3 separate regions of the Homo sapiens genome follow, and all the other regions are linked to region 1. Evidence: chromatin contacts called from ENCODE Hi-C or POLR2A ChIA-PET data. All regions are on one chromosome and are shown on one strand. Each heading gives the region's core, a stretch centred on a gene start or an enhancer-like site at or near the end of the contact. The rest is flanking DNA. Distances are from core to core; before and after follow the strand shown. Region 1 has its middle 55 kb from the start of PKDCC. Region 2 has its middle 160 kb from the start of LINC01913. Region 3 holds the start of MTA3 (metastasis associated 1 family member 3).

The links. A loop is a pair of places that touch in the nucleus more often than their neighbours do. ChIA-PET counts read pairs that join two places held with the same protein, here RNA polymerase II (POLR2A). Pooled maps may share reads with other maps.
Region 2: a loop to region 1 is called in a map with no recorded cell type, with 8 times the contacts of the local background. The contact joins two enhancer-like sites. A Hi-C loop is called at or near these places in 5 of 37 single-sample maps with no recorded cell type and 3 of 50 pooled maps.
Region 3: a loop to region 1 is called in a map of B cell, with 12 times the contacts of the local background. The contact joins the promoter of MTA3 here to the enhancer-like site in region 1. A Hi-C loop is called at or near these places in 1 of 168 maps with a recorded cell type or tissue (B cell), 6 of 37 single-sample maps with no recorded cell type and 13 of 50 pooled maps. POLR2A ChIA-PET finds 5 or more read pairs at or near these places in 3 of 52 experiments (CD4-positive, alpha-beta T cell, activated B cell and activated CD4-positive, alpha-beta T cell).

What each region holds. Positions count from the first base shown.
Region 1 is chr2:42,100,589-42,104,753 of GRCh38, reverse strand. No RefSeq gene overlaps it. Among named protein-coding and RNA genes, the nearest start is that of PKDCC, 55 kb to the right of the region's middle. RefSeq lists enhancers at 2,180-2,699, 2,624-3,451, 3,670-3,749 and a silencer at 3,110-3,489. Within about 2 kb of position 2,318, at least 34 of the 41 ENCODE cell types and tissues checked have a DNase peak (open chromatin) inside an H3K27ac peak, as active enhancers do; they include B cell and CD4-positive, alpha-beta T cell, where a contact is called at or near this core.
Region 2 is chr2:41,714,478-41,718,656 of GRCh38, reverse strand. No RefSeq gene overlaps it. Among named protein-coding and RNA genes, the nearest start is that of LINC01913, 160 kb to the left of the region's middle. RefSeq lists an enhancer at 2,719-2,828. Within about 2 kb of position 2,821, at least 5 of the 41 ENCODE cell types and tissues checked have a DNase peak (open chromatin) inside an H3K27ac peak, as active enhancers do.
Region 3 is chr2:42,566,357-42,571,012 of GRCh38, reverse strand. MTA3 (metastasis associated 1 family member 3) reads right to left here and starts at 2,381. Exons shown (of 17, transcript NM_001330442.2): 1 at 2,240-2,381; 2 at 509-576. The coding sequence starts at 2,267. RefSeq lists silencers at 2,024-2,103, 2,164-2,323, 2,594-2,643, 2,704-2,753 and an enhancer at 2,994-3,133.

The sequences.
Region 1 (4,165 bases), core at 1,069-3,568:
GTCTTCCTCACTGTGAAGGATGGCTGAAGACTGCAATAGAGTCCTTTCCATCTCTGATCAGAGAGACTGGCAGAGTTTATTGTACAGCACAGGTTTAACACATGACCTCTGGAATCAGATCCGTGGGTTCAAACTTCTCCCCTATTAGCTGGGTGTCCTCGGGCAAGTTAATTAGTCTCTCTAAACTCAGATTTTTAATCTGTAAAACGGGGAGTTAATAGTTCCTTCTAAGTAGTATTCAGTGAGATGGCGCTTGCAAAGTGCTTCCGTAGCAGTTCCTAAAGTGTAAGCTTCTACATCAGAAATGGGGTGTGACTTCATGTTTAGAAGACTCACTCACTATGTTTTAAATTTTGCTGGGGCTCAGAAAATGATAAGTCAAAGTATAATGCCTTGGCGTGCTGAGTACTTTGAACTAAAGGAGATTGGAAGGCCTTAGAAGCAGTCTCAGAAGTAAAATCTCTCTCTGAACTTCTCTTGCCCTATTTCCCACCCCTTCTTCTCCCTGAATTCATAGAAACTAGAATTCCTCTTCCCTATGGCAGGTCATAATAACTAGAATCCCTTTCCCCCAAAGCAAGCCATAAAATCTAGAACTGTTACTCTAAGTTCCCCCTGCCTTTCTGTGTAGGCACTGGCCATGAAGAGATTCTCTGATCTACCTCTGACTGTGAGTTATAAGACCCGTGCTCCAGAAAGCCCCTGCCCCACACCCAGGAGGAAGGAATGCTGCTCAGAGAGGCCAAGAAGAATCTGAACAGACAGGCCTTGCTGGGTTTCTCCCCTCAGTCTGTTACCATTAGATCGCATCCTTTTGTCTATTTTTATGCTTAGGTTCAACGAAGAATGGACAGTGTGTATTTCTACCTAGGCATAAAAATAGACAGTTTTCCCTGGGTCACTGGGTTTTCATTTCTGAAGGCTCCTGTGTCCCATAAAACTTTGATTCGGTAAATTTGCTATGCTTTTCTCTTGTTAATCAGTCTTTTGCTATAGCAATGACCCTTATGAAGGGTGAGGAAAGGTATCTCACATCTTTTCTACCCCGCCCCCCCCCCACAATAGGGATTTATTGAACTGCACCACACCAAGTCCCAGACCCAGGAGACTGGGCTCAGAAAGTCCCACTGAGTTCCTAGGTACCAGCCTTCTGGTAGAGCAGCTTTCTTTTCTAGTGTGGCTCTATCTCTTCTTTGCATATGCCTTCAGCTTCTTCTTTCCCCTCTTTTAGGTCTACTCTGCCTCCAGCCTGTGTTTTAATCACATAAAAAATGCTATTAAAAATGTAGAATCAAGGGCTGGACAGAGTGGCTCAAACCTGTAATCCCAGCATGTTTGGAGGCTGAGGTGGGCAGATCGCTTGAGCCCAGGAGTTCGAGACCAGCCTGGGCAACATAGTGAAACCCCGTCTCAAAAAAAAAAACAAAAACAAAAACAAACAAACAAACAAACACAAAATTAGCCAGGCGGGCATGGTGGCACAGCGCCTGTAGTCCCAACTACTAGGGAGGCTGAGATGGGAGGATCGCTTGAACCTGGGAGGTCAAAGCTGCAGTGAGCCATGATCACGCCACTGCACTCCAGCCTGGGTGACAGAGCAAGACTGTTTCAAAAAGAAAAAGTTTAGAATCAAATTTTAGATTGTAAACTCTGATTGAGGTTGTTGCCTTCCAACTATGCTTATTCATCTAGAAAGAGAAGTCAGCATTTCTTGAAGTCTGGTCGCAGTATGGGGTCCCTGAGAGAAGGCCTCTCTAAAAATACCAGGGGGAGGGAGGGAGAGGTATGCGATTGAGAGTTAGGGAGGTGGTTCCAGAGAAGAGGGCAAGCCCTCAGGTTGGGCCGCCAGAGGCTCCCAGGAGAAGAAAGAAAGGGAAGCCAGGCCTGCATCCTGGTGGAGCCCGCTCCTCCCACCGCGGGGAGATCCGCCCTCAGCGCTGTGGTGGCCGGAAGTGCTGGTCTAGGGCGGGTGGGGGCGAGGGGCTGCCTGGGAGGTCAGTCTCCCGGCTGGGCTGGGATATTTATAGCACCTGGGTTTCTGGGTCTGCCTCCACCTGGATTTATTTATGCGGCCTGTGGCTGTGGCGCCTGTGGAGAATGAGGCGGGGTGGGGTGGGGGGGGGCGCGGATCTCGCTGCAAGGGTCTAGTTCTTGGCCTTGGGACTCTAGCTGGACTGGAAACGACAAATCACAACCAGGGGCTGTCTGGGGGAACACAGGCAGAGCAGCACTTGGTGCTGCGCCTGCAAAGCCGCCGATGGTTGGGCCTGTTGAAACTCGGGGCTTTCCAGATTCACGCGGTGTCGCCTTTGCGGCCGCCGTGGGCGTGGGTTAGGCAGGTGTGGGCGACGGGGAAGCGATCCCCTCCCCCGCAAGTCACCCCGGGCTCCGGTTCTCACGCCTTCCTCCGCAGCTCCTGGGAAGAATTAAAGGCGGAACAATGTTCCGTCTCCGGAGGGATCTGTACTTGGAAAGAGAACTCAGAGAGCACGTGGTGGCCGGCCCCATCTGCAGACCCAAAACTAGAGAGTCCACGTTTGCGAACCCATCTGCACTTTCGACTTTCCCTGATCACTACGTGTCTGGCTGCTCTCAGACTGCGATGACATCATTTAAAAAAAATGTAAATAACTGTCCTTTGGGTCTTTCAAGAACCTAGTGATTGAGGAGAGGGCAACGGTGAATCTCGAGGAAGGCTGTGTCGTGGGACCTTCAGGCATTGTTTAATCTGTGCAGGGCGCAGTCTTGGGCAGGCCCCAGCCCTCTCCTCTGCCCACTCGCAAAGCCCGGCCTGCTTGCTCCACCGGCAACTGGGCTGGAGGAGAGGCGAGGGGCAGGGTGGGTGCTAAGATCCTGTGCGAAAAGCCAGGACCCTCGTGGTACCTAGGGAAATGAAAATCGCGTTGACAGTAGTCCAACGCTTTCCTTTTCTCATTCACCCCTCGGGCAGCACAACGAGACAGGCACTCCTGCCAACGTCCCCATTTCACAGATGGAGAAACTGAGGCTTAGGCAAAGCAATTTGCCCCAGGGTGACGGAGCAAGCGTCAACTTCAGTTTCCAGCTCGGACGCGAGGGGCCGTCGGGGGCGTTCCGGGGAGGGGGTGCCTGGGCCGGGGGCGGCCACGCGGGGCTGGGAGAGGTTCCAGCAGCGGCGCGTGGTGTAGCCGGCGTCCGGCGGGACTGCACGGGCCTGGAGCCGCTGGAAAGGCCGGTCTGGTGGCCCGGGACGAGGGGGCGGCCTTCCCGGAATCCCGAGCAGCACGGCGGAGCCGGGGCAGCTGCCAGGCGCGGCTGGGGACCGGCTCGCGCTGCGGTTGGCGGCGGGCAGGCCACATACCGCGCAGCGTGGAGGAAATGGCTGGGATTCCTCCTGCGGCGCCGCGCGGGCCTCGGGGAGGGCGGGGCTCCCCCAGTGTGTCGGGGCGGGGGCGGGGCGCGGCGGAGGGTGAGCGGGGATCCTGGCGCTGGCGGGGGCGCCCCGACCTGAGTCCTCGTCCCTGGAGCGCTCCCGCCACTTTGCCAGCATCTGGGCCTCCAGAGCCCCGTGAACCCTCGAGAAGGGGAGCACGTGAAGGGGCTCCCCGGCCACGCCCAGCCTCCTGCCCAGTCTCTGCCTCAGGCCTAAGGGTTCAAGAGGGGCCTGAGTCACCCACCTGCAGAGCGGCCCTGCAGCCCCTGCTGATCCGAATCAGGCCCTGCCTTCTGGGGTGGCGCACGACACGCGTGGGGCCCAGCGAAGAGGATGCTGAGGACCTGGACGCTGCTCCGGACAGTGAGGCCTCCGCAGGTCCCAGTTTCAGCTTTGGAAAGTCCTGGCCACTGACGTCCTCAGTGTTCTAGGCCCAGCCTCAGGCCTTTCTGCTGCAGGCATGGTGGGCCAGGCGGAGTCGGCTTCTAGGGGATGAGGCTTGCCCTGAGAGAGAGGCCGGCCCCTTGTGAGATTGTTGGCTGCATTGTGGTGGGTGAAGTTTAGAGGCAGAGCCGGGAGGGTGGCACTGAGGTCAGTCTTGACCTGGGCCTGAGTGAGGAGGCCGCTTTACACTATACTGGGGAGTGGAGGCATGAGAAGATGGAAAACCTGGGGGTTGGGTTAGCTTGAGAAAGCTCCCAGCTTCCCCCGGACACAAGCAAAAACATGATTTGGCTGGGGAAGTGGAAGAGG
Region 2 (4,179 bases), core at 1,572-4,071, 390 kb after region 1:
TTCTAAAGGAAATTACTTTAGACATGAGATAGAGGATAAGGGAGAAAGACTTAAAAATTTAATATTCAGAGGTTGGACAAATGAAACACTGACAAATAACCTTTCAAAGCTCATCTCAATGTGAATGTTTCTGAAACTTGATTATATGCCCCCATGTTAAAATCAATGCTTTTTTCAAATGCTACAACAAATGACTCCTGAAGGGTCCAGTTTGCTTTTCAATACAGCTTAAAATCAACGGGAAAATATTAGTGCAGTAAAGCATGTAGTATTGTAATAGAATTTTTCTCTCCATTTACCTCAGTGGCAATGCTTCAACAGAGTTGTATGAGCAGTCGTGATATGCAATATATTATTTTTATAAATCTTAATAAAAATACACTTTTTTATCAGCTTTTTCAAGATTGATATACTCTGGTCAATATGACACAAATCTTGTTGAAAAATTACAGGTAAAACACAAGATAAGCATGCAATCAATTTAAAGCACAGTTTGTCCTGGTGAACAGTTTGTAATGACTAATCTGTAGGAACCTTGATTACTCAGTTGAATTGAGGTACTAGCCTGGCATGGTACCAGGCTTCCTGTTCATGCATGTCCATCCACCCACCCAGTTGCTGCCTCTACTTCATAATACGCTCTCCCACATCTCTGCTTTAGCCTCACACTTTGAATATTCTTATTTTTGTGGATGCAACTGCTTTTTGTGTGAGCATATCTACAGCTTCATTAACCTTTATTCCTTTGAAACTCAGGTTCCTCCTTAGGTTTAATTTATGTCTTTCTGCTTTTGAATTTTCAAAGATGGGCTTGAATAACAATGGGAGCATTTGGGAAAATCTAATAATTATCCCAGCTTGGCCACTACCAAATTGCATAATTGCAAGCAAATTATCCTACGTTGCTGAATCTCTAACTTACTGTCAGGAACTGATGACAATTAACCACTATTTAACTCGAAATAGATGATTCATTTCGATATTTGTCCTTTAAAATGCTAGAAAAACCTATTATGGCTGATAAGAGGGCTATAAAAAACAGTGTGGCGTGGAGCTTTGCATCAGAAAAGCTGTGTGCATCTAGGCTCTGCCATTTATTGACATAAAATCTGAGACAAGTAGTTTCATCTCTGCATTTGTTTCTTCAAATATGGACTGGGGTAATTTTACTAATCACAGGGATGTTTTGCGAATGAGATGGGGTCATGTAAACAAGTGCCTAGCACAGTACTGCTCTGTAGAAAGGGCTCAGTAAAAACTTAAGTTGGAAAACATTAGGTACGAAACCCAAGTTCCCCTGCAAAGGGCATACAGCAGTGAAAAATGACAGTCCTATAAGTGTCAGCTGTCTGTTTGTTGATCCAGGGTAATTCAAAATTTATTCTGAATAATGAATTCTGATTTAATAATTCCTATTTTTTACTACTTTTTGTTTTAGAGATAGGGTCTCAGTGGCACAATCCTAGCTCACTGCAGCCTTGAACTCCTGGGCTCAAGCATCCTCCCACTGTAGCCTCCTGAGTAGCTGGGACTACAGGTGCACATCACCATGCCCAGCTAATTTTTATTTTTGTAGAGACAGGGTTTCGCTATGTTGCCCAGGGTGGTCTTGAACTCCTGGCCTCAAGTGATTATCCCACTTTGGCCTCCCAAAACTCTGGGATTACAGACATGAGCCACTGTGCCTGGCTTAATGCTTGTTATTTAATTAACTTTGAAAGTAAAGAAGGAAAAAAGGGGAGGGTTTTTAAAAAAAATTTACTTATTTTACTAATTACTTATAGTTCTGAAAGAAAACCAGTCAGTAAATCAAAAGTCCTGCCAATTCACTCCTTGCTCCAAACCTGCTAGAGTCCGTGGTATTTGGAATAAAATCTAGTCCTCACCAGGGCCCACAGAGCCCTCCCTCAGTTGCAGGCTGCCTCTGTGCCTCTCTGGCTCCGCTCTGCTCCTCACCTGCTCTTCTCAGCCCCACCTGCCTTCGTGCAGCTTTTGTATACTCTGAGTCCGTTCCCATCTGAAGCCCTGTGACACTGCCACCCTTTACTTGGAATGTTACTTACCTTCCTTACAGGTTTTTGCGTAGCTAGGTCCTTTCCATTCAGTGTCCCCTCCAATCACACTTTCTCAGTAAGAAATCTCTAAAATAGACACCTCTGCCCCTCACCCCGTCACCCTCTCTCTCATTAATCTACATATTTTTCTGATGAAATTATAAAAATATAAAAAGCATGTATTACTTAAAGTTATGTATATATTTGTTTACTTTTTATCTGTCTCTCCCACTAAAGGTAAGTTCTAAGAGAGCAGATGATGTCTTGTTCATTGCCATCCCTTGTCAAAGAGGAAAATACATGTTATTACATAATATATCTAATAACTACACACTATGTATTATAAATCAAGAAATATTACCTGGAGTACCGCTCCCTGGATCAGTGCTCAGCACCCGTAGGCATTCATAAATTTTTACTGCACGAATGCATTTTCTGTGTGGATTGACCTTCTTACTATTTTAGACATTGGGATACAGTGTTTAACATGTGAGAAAACAGTAAAAGGTCCAAATGTTAGGGACTCAGAGCTCTCTGCAACTGAGAGCTTGCTTAAGAAAATACTTTTAGGAGCATTGGTTTCCTTTTGGAAAAACAGGAAAAAGAGAAAGAGGTTATAGGAGGAAGATGTTGACTCAGGACCCCAGAATTGCTTTGGATGCCAAGGACCTTCTAGAAATTGGAAATGACATGATTTCTAGGACAATGTGGAAGATGTGACTATTGGGCCGTGGGGTGGAGAGAAAGGTCATTATAAGAGTCAGGACTGGAGACCAAGGCTGGGCCTGACAAAGATGAAACTGAAACTGAAATGAGACTGGGTGACTCTGTGTGTGTGGTTTTTTTTTTTTTTTTTTTTTTTTGAGACAGAGTGTCGCTCTGTCGCCCAGGCTGGAGTGCAGTGGCGGGATCTCGGCTCACTGCAAGCTCCGCCTCCCAGGTTCACGCCATTCTACTGCCTCAGCCTCCCGAGTAGCTGGGACTACAGGCGCCCGCCACTACGCCCGGCTAATTTTTTGTATTTTTAGTACAGACGGGGTTTCACCGTTTTAGCCGGGATGGTCTTGATCTCCTGACCTCGTGATCCGCCCGCCTCGGCCTCCCAAAGTGCTGGGATTACAGGTGTGAGCCACTGCACCTGGCCTGGGTGACTGTGTTTTGTTCGTGAAAGCTACTGACATGGGCCAGCCCACAAGGACGCTGAATGCTGCCAGGCTGACCTACAGGGTGGCCTCTGTGATTCTGTCCTGCACGTGGATGATGTCCATCACAGCCATATTCCCTCCCACCCCGTCTCCTGCCCTCTCATCACAATTATTATTATTATTATTTTTACCTTTATGGCCTTATTTGCTTTCTACATTTATGACATTTTAATCTTTTTAAATTTGCAAAGAAAGGTATGCTTAAGATAATGATTCAAATATTACAGAAGGGTTTCTGAGAAAAGCAACTGGCTCCAGTCCCGTGTAGCTTCTTCCCTCAGTTCTGGTTCCTGGAGGCCACTTCTTGTAACTACTTGTATTTTTAGTGCTGATGTTTAGTGCCAAAACTCTAGATTAGTCCTGTCCAATGGAAATCTAATGTGAGCCATATATACCATTTTAAATTACAGGCACACCAAAAAAGTAAAAGTACACATATAAAACGAATTTTAATAATATATTTAATTTAACCTAGTATATCCAATATATTATTTCAACACATAATATAAAGATTATTAATGAGATAGTTTTCATTTTTATGTTGTTTTTGAAATTGGTTGTATATTTTAAACTTGCAGCAGATGACAATTTAAGTGCCCAACACCCACATGTGATTGGTGGCCACTATATTGCACAGTGGCCCTCCAGGTAATATTTCTTGATTTATAATATATAGTGTGTAGTTATTTAGATATATATTATGTAATAACATGTATTTCGTCTTTGATAGGAAAAAAAGGTTGCTTACACACAGCTCTCTCCTCATGTTTTCTTTCTAATGCTTTTAGATATATACATGTATTTGTATTATACATAATTTATACTTATAATTTTAGTTCTTTTATTGGCTACTTTTATAACTTTATTTTTATTTATTTATTTATTTATTTATTTTTTTGAGGCGGAGTTTGACTCTTGTT
Region 3 (4,656 bases), core at 1,132-3,631, 470 kb before region 1:
TGAGACGGAGTTTATCTCATTGCCCAGGCTAGGGTGCAATTGCACAATCTTGGCTCACCGCAACCTCCGCCTCCCGGGTTCAAGCGATTCTCCTTCCTCAGCCTCTCGAGTAGCTGGGATTACAGGCATGTGCCACCATGCCCGACTATTTTTTTTGTATTTTTAGTACAGACGGGGTTTCTCCATGTTGGTCAGGCTGGTCTCGAACTCCCGACCTCAGGTGATCCGCCCGCCTCAGCCTCCCAGAGTGCTGAGATTACAGGCATGAGCCACCGCACCCAGCCATATTTTTACTTTTTATATTAATTAAAAAAAAATAAGAGATAGGGTCTCACTATGTTGCACAGGCTGGTCTCCAACTCCTGGGCTCAAGCTATCCACTCGCCAGGCCTCCCAATTTACTGGGATTGCAGGCATGAGCCCCCACACCAGGCCACCCTTTACCCAATTACCCATCAAGGGAAAATAAATATTTTTAATATTAAAATTAAGAACACTCAGTGTATACCTTGTTGAGTTCTTCTATCCTTCTTATTAGGTATGGGTTGCTGGAGGAATTCTCAAAGTAGACATAATCTGTAATTAAAGGAAGTACAGAACTTAATCTTTTTAACAGAAAGTTCAGATTTGTCAATCCAAGACTTTTTATGTTAGGCATTTCACGTTTGAAATTAAGCTCATAATTCATTCACTGGTAAAAGCAAACATAATAATGCAGCCTTAATATATCCTCTCACGTGCCTACTATTCACAGACCTTTATTTTCTTGGCATTTTCATTTCAATTAATGTTTTATCAGTTTCTCCTAGACTTCTGTCCCAATACGTCATTTCTTTAATAATAAACAAAAAAGACACCTCTTATCACTGTGTAGTCAGGGCACGCTAAACATGTGTCCTCTGTACTATAACTACTTCCACATCTTTTTCCTCCAATACAATTTGCCCTGCAGGCTGCTTCTCACATAAAACTATTGACCTAAGACACATTCAGAGCAGGGAGAAAGGCTTCACAGTCCAACCTACATTTCAATCACTACTTAAAAAAAAAAAAAAAAATCAGATGAGCAGAACAGGTTAAGAGGAAGAACGCTGACAAACTTTTCCACAGTTTTACCTGGGAAGATGAGGAAAAAAGGGGGCCGGGGGATCACTTCTAAGAGGCAAAGTGTTCTGGGGGTGATATCAGCATCTTTTTTACCCTTTTACCATATTTAATCCAGATCCATTTAATGTCTTGTGATTAAGAAATTGCTGCAGGCTTTCAACTAAAAGGATAAAATTTTTCAAGTGTGGCTTTTCCTCTCATCTAATAGGCTTGCTGGAAACTTCCCACTGTGTGTTTATCCGAAAGGCAGCTGCATTGTTATTGTCTATCTTAGTGGCTCTTTCGCCGCTCTCTTCTGCAAAGTGGCCTCATTTAGCCAGGCCATTCCCACCACCATCCATCAGAAGCTCGGCTAATGAGCAGAGAAGGAAGAGCCAGTCTCTCATACAAACACGCCACTTATCTGAATTATTATTTTACCAGGAAAGAGGGAGGAGGGCGTCGTGAGTAGGGAGAAAGTTTGTTTGACCTTATTTCTCTCTTCCGCAGAAGACTGGGAAGGAGGCAGGCAGCAGAGCAAACGTCCAGGCAGAGCTCAACTCCCCACCTCCGGCTGAGGTTCCCAGCTCCCACGAAGCCCCATTCGTGGGGGACTGGACCAGAAACGAAAAGGAGGGGGGCCGAGGAAGGGGAGGTGCAGGGCCCCGGCACGCAAACAGGCCCGTCCAGCTGGGCCCCTGGCTGGGCCCCCACCGCCCCCACCCCCACCCCCACCCCAGGCTCCCACTGAGTGGGGAAGAAGCAGGAGAGGGGATGTCCCCTCATCCTCTCCAGCGCCTAGAAGCCACGCAAGAAGGCCACCTTCTCAGGGGGCTCGACGGGCCCTACCCCGATGAGGGTTTCGTGGAGGGGGGTGTCTGGTAATTCGTACCCCCAAGTAGAGGCCTGGCCCTAAACACTGGGCGGGGTGCGAGGGTGAAGGTGGCCCCGGGCCCTCGCGAGCCCGCGTGGGGGGAGGGGAAGGGATGGGTGGGGGTGGGGAGTCCCGGCCCCTCTGCGGGCCCCGGCGCCCCAGCCCACTGCGACCTCAGCCCCGGCGCCCTTGGCTCCCGGCAGTTGGCGTGCACTCGCCCCGGCCCCCCGCTCCCGGAACCCGCTCCCACACGGGCCGGGTCGGGCCGAGCCTGCCTACCTCCGACCCGGTACATGTTGGCCGCCATGTCCGCCCGCCCGCCCGCGGAGCCCGAGCCGAGCCCCGCCCGCCGCCGCCGCCTCCTCCTCAGCCTCAGCCGCGACCGCCGCTGCCGCCGCCGCCGTCGCTGCTGCCTCGCCACGGGGGGGAAGGGAGGGAAGGGAGGGGACAGGGGGTGGGGGAAGTAAAGGGGATGGTACGCCGAGGGGTGGGGGCTGGTGCCCGCCCCCAGCGCCAGGCTAGCAAGGCCGAGTGGGCCGGGCCGGGGGAGGCCCGGGGAGGCTGGAGCGCTGCGGGGCCAGCGGGAATTGGGGGGGAGGGGGAGGGGAAAGGGAGTGGGAGTGGGAGGGAGGGTGGGGGGCCTTGCTGGAAGTGGAGGGCCCTGGGGTCAGGGTCCTGGCTGAGGCAGAGGCCTGCACTCAAATGCGGACCAGGGGCTGTTAGAGAATTAGAGTGGGGGCTGGGGCTTAGCCTCTCCCCAGCACCTCTTCCCCCACCCAGGGTACCCCGTCACCTGTCCACCCCAAGACAGGTCCTCCTTCCCTACCTCTGTCCCTGGGGAACCCCCCTGTGGCTGCCCTAGTAGGCAAGCGCCAGTCTCAATGCAAACTCTTGGATGCAAATAAGTGCAGGCAGCAGGGTGCCTTCCTCGCGGTGAGATTCAAGGGGCCGGCCTGGAGCCTGCAGGCTCTAGGGCCAGGAAGATTCCGGGTGCTTCCCGCCTCGCCAGAGACCCAGCTGGGGACAGAGGTAGAAAAACTCCCTTCCTAGGCCACCCTAACTGCGTCATCGTTTACCCCAAAACTGGGCTGAGCAGAACCAACTGTCCAACACCCAGATGGAGGCCCTGGCTCTAGACGGGCACTGTATATGCAGGGCCTGTTCTGCTGGGAAAAGGGACCTTTAGGAGTGAGGGGCTTCCTTTGTCCATGGGGGAACAGGGCCCTACAGTTCACAATCACCACCACCCCCAAACAGAGGAGATTGTATTCAATCAGTTTCATGTCGATGGACACTTAACTGGTTACGTGCCTAAAGCTTCTAAATGGTTATTGTCCCAGGCCAATTCTCTAAACAACCTCTGTTTTCACGGCCTTCCTACTCTCACAGATACAAAAAAAAAAAAACAACGTTGAATCTTAGCTGGCGATCCCCCAAATGAACACAAATAACTTTCTTTAGAGAAGCCAGTCCATTCCAAAGTACTCCCAGACATTGCTGCATAATAAACACGAAGAAGATTTCTTGGTGTGGTGGCTTGTTTGGAATGTGTGGTGATACACAGCTGTGTGCTGTCGACTCTGGGTTTAAGGTCTGTGCGGGGCTAAGAGGTGCCCCCAGAAAAGAAGGTTGTGTTTTGGTGGTTTGGTGATGACATTTGTGATGGTCACTTATCACAAAGTATTGAGATGAAAAAACTGTGCATAGCTGAGGCAAAATATAAAAATAAAAAATAAAGCACTATTGAATTACATTGACTCTATGACCTGTTTCCTCGTCTATAAAATGGGGACGTGAGTTCCCCCTTCACAGGTGTGGTAAGGATCAGTTGCGATGATATCTGAAAATGCTTTGTAAACCAGGGAACACAGAGCACCATGCAAATAACAGGTGTCTCTTGCTTTCTTTTTAACCCCAGAAAACCACAGATTCCCAAGGGTTCTCTGCTGTGTGTCAAATTCTGAGCCATGTGTCAAATTCTGACCCAAAGAAGAAAGCAAAAGTGTTCTGTTCCACACATTGCATAGCTGTCATTCAACATTTACCAGAGATCCCACCAAAAACATTCTGACAAAACTGACATCACTCCATTTCTGAGCTGACACATAAATAGGGTTGAATAATTCACCTGGAATCACACAGTAAACTGGCAGCAATTTTGGGATTATGAATCAGCCCTTTCCTCTGGCCTAGAATGTTCTGAACCACAGTGTTTCTCCAAGTACAAAAGCCACCTAGAAACCATAAAGTGCAAAGAAGTGGATCACAAGCTTTAGGATGTTTTCCCATTAATTTTTCATAAGCAATTTCTCCTCCTTCGAAATCTTTCCCTGTTTTTGTTAATTCATTGTGTGCCTGTCTCATTTCCCAAGCTTAGTGCTCTTGCCAGGTGTTTATGATGACTGTGCTAACCACAATAAATGGTGAAAGATGCCGAGAAAACTCCTCCCTATGTCCCCTTAGGAACAGCCTCATCCAGAAGCCCCCCATGAAAGGCCTCAAAGACTTGAAGGGGACTAGCAGGAGGTAATGATGGTGGCAGGCCTTAGAACCGTTTTTTGCTCTAGATTCTATATATTAGTCTCTTCCATGTCCAGCTCCTAGGCCAATGTCCTCTACATTTCTGAGCTGACACAGTAGATGCTCAGTATCTGAAGAATAAATACCAACAAATCGTGGACTCAAAGAATCAGAAG